Regions from separate parts of the Mus musculus genome. Here region 2 is linked to region 1. A link is a loop called in an ENCODE intact Hi-C map of the cell type or tissue named here. Cell type or tissue: gastrocnemius. All regions are shown on one strand.

The links. Hi-C counts contacts between places; a loop is a spot of excess contacts. Peaks named below come from ENCODE experiments on the same cell type or tissue, not always from the same donor. Only the 100,000 strongest peaks of a DNase experiment are listed, where the experiment ranks them.
Region 2: it touches region 1 in a loop (3-fold over the local background); 2 of 42 quality-filtered maps call a loop at or near these places.

What each region holds. Positions count from the first base shown.
Region 1 is chr7:16,145,425-16,147,924 of GRCm38, forward strand. All of the region lies in intron 4 of Slc8a2 (solute carrier family 8 (sodium/calcium exchanger), member 2), which reads left to right. Among named protein-coding and RNA genes, the nearest start is that of Slc8a2, 17 kb to the left of the region's middle. In gastrocnemius, no CTCF peak of the experiment used is centred here; DNase peaks (open chromatin) are centred at 1,330, 1,593 and 2,402.
Region 2 is chr7:16,198,867-16,201,366 of GRCm38, forward strand. It overlaps Dhx34 (DEAH (Asp-Glu-Ala-His) box polypeptide 34), which reads right to left. Exons shown (of 17, transcript NM_027883.3): 14 at 809-1,093; 15 at 1-155. Among named protein-coding and RNA genes, the nearest start is that of Dhx34, 22 kb to the right of the region's middle. In gastrocnemius, no CTCF peak of the experiment used is centred here; a DNase peak (open chromatin) is centred at 968.

The DNA of each region.
Region 1 (2,500 bases):
AGAGTGGGGTGGGGTGGGGTTAGGGTAAAGCTGACCTGAAGAACAGGCCTAAACCTGGCGGTGGTGGCTCATGCCATTAATCCCAGCACTCAGGAGGCAGATGCAGGCGGATCTCTGTGAGCCTGGTCTACAGAGCGAGTTCCAGGACAGCCTGGGCTACAAAGAGAAACCCTGCCCCCCCCCCAAACAAGCAAACAAACAAACAAGAATAACCCTAGCAGGCGATAGAGTGGGGCCAGGGTGAAAGGGGCTGCTAAGGAAGGGTCTTAGCTGGGAGTGGGTGGAGCCTGAAGAATGATTTGGCTGGGGATTGGAGAGAGCAGAGCGTGAGAAATAGTTTTTGGTGGAGATGGGCAGGGCCAAGATGAGTGGGGTCTGAGAAATGGCCTTGGCTGAAGGAAGGGACAGAGCTAAGGCAGGCTGGATCTGACAAATGGCCCTGGTTGAATGAAAAGATGGGGATGTGGCTGGATGTGTCACCAGAGTTCCAGGTCCTGTGAAATGGACTTAACTAGGAGGTTGTGAGGAGCTGTAGAGATGGGGTGGGGGCTTGGGAATTCTCGGGGCAGGGTGGCTAGGGGCAAGAGGGGAGGGGGGAGCATGCAGAGAAAGAGAATCTGACTGGGTCAAGCTTAGGTTTAAAGAGACAGGATAGGATCTTGACAGTGGGAGGAGCCATGCAGAGACAAAGTTTGAAGGGCCCAAAGGGTGGTGAGGCTTAAGAAAGGATCATGGCCAATCTATGGATGGGAGGAGACCGGGTTGAGGAGACTGGGTGGGACTTTAGGAAGGAGAAGGACTTGAATGGGGCCCAAGGTGAAAAATGGAATTTGACTGGGAAGATGGGAGAGGAGTCTGAGAATGGGTGGGGCCTGGGTGGTCTTTGGTTGAAAGAGTCAGTTGGGATGTGGAAACAAGGAGGGGAGTCTCAGGTGGAGGAGGGGCTTTAGAAAGGAGCGTTTGTAGGTGGCCATGGCCCAGCCAACCTAGAGAAAAGTTGCTTGGCTGAGTAGAAGTCGTGGTCGAGTGGTGGGTGAGGCCTTATGTGTGGGAGAAGTCTAAAATGTGAGAATTGTGAGATACTGGAGGAACTGGGAAACAGTGGGAGACCCAGGGAGCTGAGAAGAGAAACAGAACTTGGGAGACATGGGGCATGGATTCCTGAAGACTGGACTCTCACACGTAGGTCCTGTAGATGTGCAGACGGACAGGGCATTGCAAACCCTGGGCCCTGGGCTCGAGTCCCTGGAGAGTCACCTCCCCCGCGCCTGCTGAGCGCAACCAGCGCTGCTCCTCCGCTCCCACCGCCCCCGCAGCGGCTGGCTCCCTCCTCATACCACCCACGCGCTCCCTCCAGCCGTGGGGCTTCTGCCTTGCCATCAGCGGGCCGATGATGGTTTTCCGTCCCTGTATCTCTGACCTCCCAGGCTATATCTCTCTGGAATCTGGACTCAGTCCTCAGTCTTTCTTTCTGCATCGGGTTATGCTTTAAATCAGAAGCCCTAAGCTGCTCTCCATATTTCTCTCTTTGGGATGAGCAGGTGGACTGGTGGCGGTTGCTTGGAGTGGAGCCCTATCATCATCCCTAGCCAAATTCTAGAGACAGAGGGTATGGCAGAGTTGTCTTTTTATGGTTCTTGTCCTTCTGATCGTCTAACTTGCTCCCTTCTTGCTGCTGCAATTCTGTGGGACTTTCCTCCCCCACGAGGCTTCCCCAGCCTGGGACACCCTCTGTCCTCCCCCATCTCCCGCCTCCGCCCAAGCTTCCAGCTGTGGCTTCAGGAGACAAGAGAACAGGAGGCTAATTAGCGTTTAGGGAAACACATCCTTCCTCTGACGGGCAGGCGCTAATTAGAGGAGCTCTGAAGCAACCAGGCTGGGGTGGAGGCCTGGGCAGGATCAACACAGAGACTGGAGGAATCAGAGACTTAATGGAGATAGCCAAAGGCAAAACAGAGAGACGCAAAGAAAAGGAAGCAAAGGAGAAAAAAAGGAGCAGAAAATAGGAAAAGATTCAGACCCAGGGAACCCGGGGTCATTGAGAAATAAAGGGAAAGGAGAAGGTAAAGAGACTGGAGTCTTAGGGGTAGAATAGAATTTTCAGAAACCTGGGAGGAAAGCTATTTTCTAAGATCTCAGGTCAGTCCTCTCCTTGTCTAGCTCTAGTCTCTCACTGTCCTTTCAGTTGGGATTCTCCTAGGCTGCCTGTCAGAGCACTGATTGGCATGCCCGTCACCAAGCTTTGACTACTGTGTTAGCGGCTTATGGGCTGTCTAAGAGAGTGCATGACAAAGTGTATGCCACTGTGTCAGTGTGTCACTGTGTCTGTTTGTGAATCTGAGGAGCCCGGTGTGTCTTGGGAGACGCTCCTCATCCGACCCGCAGTCCCAGATGAGGTCTTTCAGCACCGCGGACAGCGCCCGCCCCACTCCAGAGGCCCGTCGGCATACTATTTTGAAACTCAATTGGACATGGTCTTGGTTGCCCGTAATTTCAGCAG
Region 2 (2,500 bases), 53 kb after region 1:
TAATCAGAGACAGCGTAGCCCCCCTTGGTGGGGTGTGGAGACAGGGTAGAATTTCCAAAGAGGCCGGGCAGACTAGGGGCGGTCGTGATGGTCTGGGGTCCCACGTAGAGGTTCTGGGCTTCTAGACCAGTGAGCCTTCGGAGGCGGTAGGGAACCTACAGAAAGGGAGAGCAGAGACAGAAATGGGGTGGGCGCCCCCAGAGCCAGCTCTGCCTAAAGCCCTCCCTTGGACTTTGCCTAAGCCACTCCCAACTTGCTTTCAGACCTTTGTGGCCCCAGTGGCTCCTCCAGCCACCCTCCCCAGGCTCACCCTCTGCTGCCTCTAGCTGATGAGACCACGGCCAGACCTTAGCTACCTTGTCCCTCCTGCAAGGTGCCTCAGGCTTGGTCCCCTTTCCCCAACTGCCTAGGCCTGTCTTCACATGCGTGTGACTGACACACACACACACACACACACACACACACACACACACACTGAAGTCAGCCTGGATTCACCCCTCTCCTTGGACTCCCATGGTGCAGAATCAGAAATGACTATTCCCAGCCATGAGGATGGTTTCAGCCCACTCTGCTCACATCTTCCTCTCTGTTCTCACAGGAGACCCCTGGGCCCTCATGCTGCGCATGTCCTTAGCATACAGAAGGCACCTGTCATCTGCTCAGTGCGTGGCACATAGTGGTGTCTAGCAGCATGGCCTCTAGAGCCAAACACCGGTGCTTCCCCACATCAGCCATGTGACCTCAGGTACCACTGAGCCTCTTTGAATCCTTAAAGGAGCCCCCACTAAGTGACGCCCCCTTCTGGTACCTTGGCCACCATGAACTGCAGCAGCTCCCTGCTCAGAGCAGCCACCTCCTGGGGGCTGACTGCTGGAGACCCCATGTCTTCCTCCTGCTCTAGCTTCCGTCGCTGGGCCTGGCGGGCCAGCTGCCGGTCCAGGGCACTTTCCCAGTGGACACGGAGCCGCAGGGATGTTGCCAGGAGCCGGACGGCACTCTCGCTATCTGCGAGCTGCAGCTCTAGCCAACCGTCAGCCACCAGGCGGGAGCAGTCACCGTTGGTGTCAATGGAGCGGCTGAACAGCAGGAGGGACTGCAAGAGAAAAGCTGTGCGGCTCAGGAGGCCACCTCAGGTGCCACCTGGCTGTGTCCCTGCCTACCCCTCATTCACCCATCCATCTGTGCACTCACCTGTTCATCCCTCACCTGCCCACCTCCTACTTGTCCACCACGACACCCCATGTCCCTCTCCCACTAATCTATCCCATCTACCTATCCATCCCCCGTCCATCCATGTACCCAACTGTCTGCCTCTGCCTGTCTTTCACCTATCCATGTACCCAGCTGACTACCCATCAACCCTCATCTGTCCTTCCCTCCCCTGTCCATTCAGCTTCATGCCCACCCCACCTGTCCACCCATCCAAGTGTCTACCCATCACCTGCCTGACTACCTAGCCCCCCCCCACCTGCCTGTTCTCCCGTCCATCCATCTGTCTACTCAATATAACCGCCCAACAATGCTGCAGGCCTCCTCTGCCATGCTCTGGTGCCATGTTGGAGACACAGTGGTCAGCACAAAGCCAGCCCCACCACCAGTCAACATTCAACTTAAAGAGACAAGGATAAAATTAAAGAGTGCAATATCCTGGAAACCTAAGAATCAAGGCACCTTAGGGAGTCACAAAAAAGGGAGTGTGACCAAAGGAAGTAGTTAACTGGTGACACATGCTTTAATCCCAATCCTTGGAGGCTGAGGCAGGAACATGGAGGCCGGAAGACCCCAGACAGAGAGGCACATGGGTTCCTGACACCAAGGCAGAGCCAATCTCACAAGGGTAGGGCTGACTATGGGTGGATGGACTGGAGGCAGGTGATGTCCATTTGAGTGGATGGGTGGACAAGTGGAGGTGGGCATGAAGCTGAATGGCCAGGGAAGGGAAGGACAGATGAGGGTTGATGGGTAGACAGCTGGGTACATGGATAGGTGAAAGACAGGCATTTGGGTGATGTTCCCCTCATCATAAGCAAGGAGTAGCAAGAGGGGATTAGGATCCAGATGTCACCCCAAATGGTGAATGTCTCATTGCTACCATCTCACGGGGTCCCACACCATGCCTCTCTCTGTAGTATGCAGAAGCCCTGGCTGTGTTGCTTTTCATTGGCACGTAAGCCCCACCCAGCTGGCACAGACCCCCAGCCCCAACAGTAATGGTGGCTGGCACAAGGGAAAGGCCTCAGTGGGTCATGGGCCACAACTTCCTGTGGCCCCTGCACAGGTTCCTGCCCTTCCCCGGGAAACAAAACCAGAGGGGTCTGAATAGTGCAGACATCTGACTGACAGGAGAATCGGTTGGGGCAGCATGTGACCCTAGAGCTATTATCTACCTCTCCCTGTGCAGCCCAGGCGGTGACTCGACCTCAGCTTCCTGTGGGTAGAGTGGAACACCTAGCCCATGGAGGCGACTGTGGGCAGGCCTGGCACTTTCCTTAGTCTCTTC